2 separate regions of the Homo sapiens genome follow, and region 1 is linked to region 2. A link is an interaction called in ENCODE POLR2A ChIA-PET data of the cell type or tissue named here. Cell type or tissue: Panc1. All regions are shown on one strand. Links, peaks and the distances in the headings refer to the core of each region. The heading gives the core; the rest is flanking DNA.

Region 1 (4,383 bases), core at 170-4,169, 69 kb before region 2:
AAAAAAGAAGTTCTTTATATTCTGGAAACAAATCTTTTGTCAAGCAAAGTGGCTTGTCTAATCATTTTCTCAGTGATGACTTTTTTTTTTTTTTTTTTTTGAGCCAGAGTCTCACTCTGTCACCCAGGCTGGAGTGCAGTGGCACGATCTCAGCTCACTGCAACCTCCGCCTCCTGGGTTCAAGCAATTCCCCTGCCTCAGCCTCCCAAATAGCTAGGATTACAAGATGTGCGCCACCACGCCCAGCTAATTTTTGTATTTTTGGTAGAGACAGGGTTTCACCATGTTGGCCAGGGTGGTCTCGAACTTCTGACCTCAAGCAATCCACCTGCCTCGGCCTCCCAACGTGCTGGGATTACAGGCGTGAGCCACCGTGGCCGGCCTAGTGATGACTTTTGATGATAGAAGTTTGAAATTATGATGAAGTCAAATTTATCATTTTTTAATGGTTATTGCTTTCTGTGTCCAGTCTAAGAAACAGTTGCTGGCCGGGCTCGGTGGCTCATGTCTGTAATCCCAGCATTTTGGGAGGCCGAGGTGGGCAGATCACCTGAGATCAGGAGTTCAAGACCAGCCTGGCCAACAAGGTGAAACCCCGTCTCTTCTAAAATACAAAAATCAGCTGGGTGTGGTGGTGGGCGCCTGTAATCTCAGCTACTCAGGAGGCTGAGGCAGGAGAACAGCTTGAACCCGGAGGTGGAGGTTGCAGTGAGCTGAGATCCCACTATTGTACTCCAGCCTGGGCAACAGAGCAAGACTCCATCTCAAAAAAAAAAAAAAAAAAAAAAGAACAAAAGAAAGAAAGCGTTGCCTACCCCCAGGTTGCTAAGATTTTCTCCGGTTTTCTTCTAGAAGCTGTATGGCTTTAGTTCTACAATTAATTTTGACAACAACTCAAGAATTTGGCAGGGCGCGGTGGCTCATGCCTGTAATCCCAGCACTTTGGGAGGCCGAGGTGGGCGGACCACCTGAGGTCAGGAGTTCAAAACCAGCCTGGCCAACATGGTGAAACCCCATCTCTACTAAAAATATAAAAATTAGCTGGGCATGGTGGCGTGTGCCTGTAATCCCAGCTACTCGGATGCTAAGGCAGGAGAATCACCTGAACTGGGAGGCAGAGGTTGCAGTGAGCTGAGATCACGCCACCGCACAGCCTGGGTCACAGAACGAGACTCTGACTCAAATAATAATAATTAGATGGTGTTTTTCTTTCTTTATAGGGGAGGAAACTAAGGCCATAGAAAGGCTAAGTAACTTGCACTTGGGCACACACATGCACAGCCATGTGCACACACACAATCCTAGTAAGTGATTGTGCTGGAAGCTGGAACAGGAATCCAGGCAGTAGGCTATAGACCCAGGCTCTGACACCACTCGGTGCCACTTCTGAAAGGGGCAGTGGGGCGTCCTCCTCAAGGTAGTAGGGTTCTCTGGAAAGAAGGAACCAGACCAAACTATTATCTAGGGCCAATGGCCCTGTCCTTTCCTACAGAAAGAGAGAGCCAGGCCCCTGGGGCTGGAGAAGGAGGAAAGAAAGGCTGGAAGGACTTGGGGTCATGGGTGACTCCAGGAGGGGTTGGACGAGTCTGGCCAGGCTCCCTCTGACTGCTCCAGGCCAGCCCCCAAGTCCCTCCACAGGCCCCACCAAGGGGCTTCCCATCCTGTTGGTCCCGAGGGCAGTATTTCTCTCCAGCTCTACCTAAGTTCCTTTTGCATTTAGCCAGCACAGGCACTGCAGCTAGAGGATTCATTCAGGACACAGACTTTTATTCAGGAAGAACCTGAACCCTTGTGTGTTTGCCCATCAAGGGTGAGGTTTCTCCACTGACTTCACCACTGGGCATGGGGGAACCAGGACGCATCTCAGATGATCCCACCCCACCCTGGGCTCTTCAGATCCTCCCTATCTCTGCTCAACAGCAGCTTCCATTTCCCTTTGAGACTCAGGGTCACACCATAATGACTCATATTTTATCATCTGTTTTCTCAGTGGTGGTGACAGTCTCAGCTTCCACTTCAGAGGAATCATTTTTTAACCTCCTGATGGATCCAGTCCTCCCCTGAGGACCAAGGATGTGCCACTCCCTGCACTGGCTCCCAGACCCATGGACACTGACTCCAGGAGAAACAGCATCATGTGTTTTTTTGAGACAAGGTCTTGCTCTGTCGCCCAGGTTGGAGTGCAGTGGTGTGATCATGGCTAACTGCAGCCTTGACCTTATAGGCTCGGGTGATCCACCCACCTCAGCTGCCCAAGTACCTGAGACTACAGGTGTGTGCCACTACACCTGGCTAATTTTTTTTTTTTTAGAGACGGGGTCTCACTACATTGCCCAGGCTGGTCTTAAACTCCTGTGCTCAAGCAATCCTCCCACCTTGGCCTCACAAAGTGCTGGGATTTCAGTCACGGAGTCACCACACCCGGCCGTATCACATGTTGTTACTGGCACAGAGCATATGCCCCCTTCTGCAGATCTGCAGGCTTCCAAGGTGGTGTGACTTGGCTGCCAGGGCAGTTCACCATGCAGAGACCACCTAACCCAGGGTCATGGGTATAAGGAAAGTCCAATGAGCCCCACAGGGACCGGCCCACTGTTCATTGTTGTTGTTGTTGTTGTTGGTTTTTTTGTTCTTTATGTTTTTGAGATGGAGTCTCACTCTGTTGCCCAGGCTGGAGTGCAGTGGCATGATCTCGGCTCACTGCAGCCTCCACCTCCCAGGTTCAAGTGATTCTTCTGCCTCAGCCTCCTGAGTAGCTGGGACTACAGGCACCTGCCACCATGCCCAGCTAATTTTTATATTTTTAGTAGAGATGGGGTTTCACCATGTTGGCCAGGCTGATCTTGAACCTCGGACCTCAGGTGATCCACCTGCCTCAGCCTCCCAAAGTGCTGGGATTATAGGCGAGAGCCACTGTGTCTGGCCTGGCCCACTGTTTCACACCTCTGCAGCCTTCACAGAAGCATGAGCTTCTCGGCAGGAGGCAATGTCCTGTAGGACACCCAACAGGTGCCCTTCAGTGAGACCCTGATTGGAAGTGCAGAGGGAGGATGGAAACGCAAGTCCAGCTCGACAACAAGGATCCATCGAAGGAGGACAAATTGCTGTCTTCCATGAAGGAAAATGTTTGTGTAACCAGGCAGTCACCAGCTGGCTGGCTGAGCCACAAGGGCTCAGGTGTGGCCACTCAGAGGTGATGGCAACCAGGTTGGCTTTGGTGAGGGAAGGTCGTACTGGAGAAGCTGGGCAAAACCTCCATGCCTGCCCCCATACCTGCCCCCATGCCTGCCTCCTTACCTGCCTCCATGCCTGCCTCCTTACCTGCCCCCATGCCTGCCCCCATACCTGCCTCCATACCTGCCTCCATGCCTGCCCCCCATGCCTGCCTCCATGCCTGCCTCCGTGCCTGCCCCCATACCTGCCTCCGTGCCTGCCCCCATACCTGCCTCCATGCCTGCCCCCATGCCTGCCCCCATGCCTGCCCCCATACCTGCCTCCGTGCCTGCCTCCGTGCCTGCCCCCGTACCTGCCCCCGTACCTGCCCCCATGCCTGCCCCCATGCCTGCCTCCATGCCTGCCTCCATACCTGCCTCCATACCTGCCTCCGTGCCTGCCCCCTTGCCTGCCCCCTTGCCTGCCCCCGTGCCTGCCCTCATGCCTTCACCCATACCTGCTTCCATGGCCACTTTGTTCGTGGCCCCATTGATTCGTTTCTTGACCAGCTGTGGCTTATGGGAGACTCACAGAACCCAGGACTTCACCACGTAACAGTATGTTCTCCTCTTGGGAAGCAGATGGAATTAACAAACGGTAACTATTAAGCAAGTTACACCAGGAGATAAATTACATATATTGCAACAAGGGGAAAGAAAACATGTGATGTTTGCAAAATTCTTAAGGGAATTTATCCTTGTCCTGGAAAAAAAAAAAAAAAAGCTGGCTTGCTGGTCAACATTTCTATTCGAAAATTAAGGCTCATCGTGCTTCAAGTAAGGTAAGGAAGTCTGGGATGTCACCCTGGATGCCACCTCAAATGAGGTAGAGTCACAAACTAGTGGTGACTAGTTCTGTCCCCAGGGAATAATGATCACATGTTGATTGGCATTATTAGAGCAGGATAATGGACCAGGAAAAACCCTGTAAATGGTCTGTATCCTCTTTTTATTATTATTATTTTATTTTTTTATTTTTTTGAGAAAGTCTTGCTCTGTCACCCAGGCTGGAGTGCAGTGGTGCAATCTCGGCTCACTGCAACCTCCGCCTCCCGAGTTCAAGCGATTCTCCTGCATCCACCTCCTGAGTAGCTGGGATTACAGGCGTGCACTACCACGCTCGGCTAATTTTTGTATTTTTACTAGACACGGGGTTTTGCCATGTTAGCCA
Region 2 (4,343 bases), core at 344-4,343:
GGGCACAGTGGCAGGCCCCTGTAATCCCAACTACTCGGGAGGCTGAGGCAGGAGAATCACTTGAACTCGGGGGACGGAGGTTGCAGTGAGTCGAGATCACGCCACTGCACTCCAACCTGAGTGGCAAAGTGAGACTCCATCTCAAAAAAAAAAAAAAAGACTTGGACTCGGAGTTTTATTCCCAGCTCTGCATTCACCAGCTGTTTGCCTTTGAGCTAGTTACTTGGCCCCTCTGTACTTCCATTTTTGCATCTGTAAAGTGTGAATAATAGTATCCACCTCACAGGGTTATTGTGAGGATTAAGTGACCTGCTGTTTAGTAAATTCTATGCAGATGTGTGCTATTATCATTGCTATTCTTCCTGAGTCATTCCTCCAGATGGGCCATTCTCAGATTAGGTTTAAAGAGTTAAATGACTCCCCCCCAACCCCCCCACCCCCACCCAATAAAAAAAAAAGTTAAATGATTTTCCAAAGGCATAACAGCTGGTTAGGGGCCAATAGTGGTTGAAGTTACCGTGATAAGTAAACGGAAGTCCTTGGTGGACCCCTGAGGCCCGCTCCTGACACCTCTCCTTCCTGCTCTCCCCTGCAGGTGGTCCGCAGCACCCTGGAGGAGCAGGGACTACATGTGCACAGTGTGCGGCTGCATGGTTCAGCTGCCAGCCACGTGCTGCACCCTGAGAGTGGCCTGGGCTACAAGGATCTGGACCTGGTGTTCCGGGTGGACCTGCGCAGTGAGGCATCCTTCCAGCTGACCAAGGCAGTGGTGCTGGCCTGCCTACTAGACTTCCTGCCGGCCGGTGTGAGCCGGGCCAAGATCACGCCACTGACACTCAAGGAGGCATACGTGCAGAAGCTGGTGAAAGTGTGCACAGACTCGGACCGCTGGAGCCTCATCTCACTGTCCAACAAGAGCGGCAAGAACGTGGAGCTCAAGTTTGTGGACTCGGTGAGACGCCAGTTTGAATTCAGCATAGACTCCTTCCAGATCATCCTGGACTCCCTGTTGCTCTTTGGCCAGTGCTCGTCCACTCCCATGTCTGAGGCCTTCCACCCAACGGTCACAGGCGAAAGCCTGTACGGGGACTTCACCGAGGCCCTGGAGCACCTGCGGCACCGTGTCATCGCCACGCGCAGTCCCGAGGAGATCCGAGGTGGTGGCCTCCTCAAGTACTGCCACCTCCTGGTGCGGGGCTTCCGGCCCCGGCCCAGCACCGATGTGCGCGCCCTGCAGCGCTACATGTGCTCCCGCTTCTTCATCGACTTTCCAGACCTGGTGGAGCAGCGGCGCACCCTAGAGCGCTACCTGGAGGCCCACTTCGGTGGGGCAGATGCAGCCCGCCGTTACGCCTGCCTGGTGACACTGCACCGGGTGGTCAACGAGAGCACCGTGTGCCTCATGAACCACGAGCGCCGCCAGACGCTGGACCTCATTGCCGCACTGGCGCTGCAGGCACTGGCTGAGCAGGGCCCAGCTGCCACTGCCGCCCTGGCCTGGCGCCCTCCAGGCACTGACGGGGTTGTGCCAGCCACTGTCAATTACTACGTGACCCCCGTGCAACCTCTCCTGGCTCACGCCTATCCCACCTGGCTGCCTTGTAACTGACTCAGACCCTGGCCAGAAGGGAAGGGACTGGGCCTCACGGGGTGGGGTGGGGCCTCCAAGAGTGTGTGGAGGACATGACCAGAGGCGCAGAATGTGCCAGGAGGCCCAGCACTGCAGGGTTGGGCCTTTGATTGAACAGACCAGACTTTCCCGAGCACGAGGCCCCTGTGGGCTTAATGCCAGCCTGGGGCTCTCAGCAGGAGGACCCTTTGGTTATTGCATCACACTTTTGGACCAGCATGCCGGTGGGGTGCAGGCGCCATTTGTCTTGGAAGTCAATTTCCTTCAGGAGACAAAGCAAGTTTGGGGTGGTAGCCTTAATGCCCAGCACCTTGGATTGATTCCCATGGTCTAAGAGGGTCTTTTTGACTAAGGCCAGCCTGTGGTGATCCCAGCAGCTTTGGAGGGCCTGCAGCCCACACACTGACTGATACATGGTATGTTACAGGGACTTGTCACTTTGGATCAGGCTGGGCCACTACAGGGCCTGATGGGCCAACTTGGGTAATCACTGGGAGGAGGGAAACTGAGGCCCGAGGCAGATACCTGGGTTTGGGGAGGGCTGGGTTTAGCCCGGTTCTCTGAACTACATACCCCCAGCTGTGAAGCCTTCCTCTTGAGGGGTTGAGGTGGGCAGTATACAGGAGCCAAGCAGCCCAGGGTGGGTCGCAGCCCAGGCCCCTTCCAGGGTGCCACTCCTTTCCCCCTTGTGTTGCAAGGAGCCCTCCTGCCTGGGAGCTTGTTCTTTGGAAGGTGCTGAGCCTGAATTTGCCACAGTCAAGTCAACGTTCCCACCCCACTGGCTTGGTTACAGGGCTCTCACATGGGGTAGGGGAGCCATACTCCCACCCCCTTGCGTATTCCCCTGGGTTTGTTGATATTTTGCACTCTTAACACCTGCCAATAAAGACGGTCTACACTGAACCTTAGTGCCATGCTTCCTCTGGGGAAAGAAGGACCTTCCGTAGCAGTGGGGGTTGCAGCTGCCTCCCCCAGTTGGAGTCTGGCTTGTACTGTGGAAGGGAGCATTTGCGGGGGCGGGGTTTGAAGCCTGGGCTATGGCTGGGGGACTGCCCCTCCTTCTCCCAACCCCAGCCGCAGCCTGACCAGCTGTATATTAAGAGCTGCTGTCTACATGTGTGACCTGCACGTTGCCTTAGCAGGTCTAGGGCTCTTGTTAAGGAGTAAATATTTTTATGTTTTCTACCTGGAATCCAAATAGCTCTGGGCCTAGACTCAGACTCTGGTGCTCAGGGGTACTTGTTCCCAGCTCTGTCTACCCCGTCTCTTCCAAGGGAGCAGCTAGAGAACAGGCTGGGTGAATCTGGACTGGAGGCCCCTCCAGTAAAGGTGGCTGAGACTGGGGAACTTGTAGGGTTCCCCCTAAGCCTGAGCCCAGGTAGGGCCTCTATTTGGGAGAGGCTCCCTCAGTCCTCCAGCTCCTTCCCTTGCCCCGAGCACTGATGGGTGTGCTCTGGCTCGCTCTAATCAGATCCCCTGGATGGGGAGGGTCTCCCCTTCCCAAACCCACATGGGGCCATGCCAGGCTGTCTAGGAGTGTCAGCCGCAAGTTCCTAGCATGCTGCGCCCTCAGAGTATCAGCCAGTCAGTCATGGGCCTGGACGCTGCCTGCTGTTTGCCCAGACTCTTTGATCCAGGGATTGCAAAGCCCTTAACATATTCAGCCTCATTAGGGGCCTCTGAAGTGGTGACTTTGATGGTTCTGGCCAGGGTGGAAAAAACAATGCTGCAGAGGAGGCCCCAGGTCACCAGGGTGAGTCCAGCCACCTCACCTGCTCTGAGTCCCTTGTGCTGCTGGGCTCAAAATGGCTGGAAAGTGAACAGAAAGGCTTTCTTTGCTTGGTGACTAAAACCAGCTCCCACCCCCATCCCAGCTGTGACCACCCAACTATGGTCATGGGAAGGACTAAGTTTGTCTCACCTCCTGAGTTGGCTATTTCAGCCTTGGCATGAGAGGCTCACAGTGTAAACACAACAGACTTACCTTTTTGGGCTGGGGGGTGGAGTTCACCTGGATGTGCTTGTTTAGTTAAGGGCTGAAAAAGCGAGAAACCCATTTGGTACATGTGTGTATACACTGCATTCAGCCACCATGTGCCAGACACCGTTCTGGGTGCTGGGAATACATCAGCAAACAAAAGACAAAATCCCTGTCCTTGTGAAGACTACATTCTAACGGAGTAGATAGAAAATAAACCGAACCGTATGGTCTTAGATGATCAGTGATATGTAAAAATATAGCAGGGTAAGGGACTGGAAATGCTGGGTTTTGAAAATTGAAAAATAAGTCAGGAGCCTGGCGCAGTGGCTCATGCCTGTAATCCCAGCACTTTGGGAGGCTGAGGTGGGCAGATCACTTGAGGTCAGTAGTTCAAAATCAACCTGGCCAACATGGTGAAACCCCATCTCTACTAAAAATACAAAAATTAGCTGGGTATGGTGGCGTGTGCCTGTAATTCCAGCTGGTCGGGAGGCTGAGGCAGGAGAATCGCTTGAACCTGGGAGGCAGAGGTTGCAGTGAGCTGAGATCATACCACTGCACTCCAGCCTGGACAACAGAGCGAGACTCCATCTCAAAAAAAAAAAAAAAAAAAAGTCAGGTGCAACTCATTGAAAGGTGATATTTGATTGAACAAAGACATAAAGGTGGTGGGAGGTGGGCATGAAGATGTTTAGAGAAAGAGCATTCCAGGCAGAGAGCTTGCCTGTGAAT

Evidence for each region. ChIA-PET counts read pairs that join two places held together with the same protein. Peaks named below come from ENCODE experiments on the same cell type or tissue, not always from the same donor. Only the 100,000 strongest peaks of a DNase experiment are listed, where the experiment ranks them.
Region 1: POLR2A ChIA-PET joins it to region 2 with 8 read pairs; 6 of 35 experiments call an interaction of 5 or more read pairs at or near these places.

What each region holds. Positions count from the first base shown.
Region 1 is chr1:27,071,958-27,076,340 of GRCh38, reverse strand. No RefSeq gene overlaps it. Among named protein-coding and RNA genes, the nearest start is that of TENT5B, 61 kb to the right of the region's middle. In Panc1, for the core only: no CTCF peak of the experiment used is centred there; a DNase peak (open chromatin) is centred at 1,732.
Region 2 is chr1:27,003,210-27,007,552 of GRCh38, reverse strand. It overlaps TENT5B (terminal nucleotidyltransferase 5B), which reads left to right. Exons shown (of 2, transcript NM_052943.4): 2 at 596-2,533. The coding sequence ends at 1,609. Among named protein-coding and RNA genes, the nearest start is that of TENT5B, 7.5 kb to the left of the region's middle. RefSeq lists enhancers at 1-505, 506-1,149, 1,150-1,793, 3,082-3,726. In Panc1, for the core only: no CTCF peak of the experiment used is centred there; no DNase peak of the experiment used is centred there; H3K27ac peaks cover 447 bases.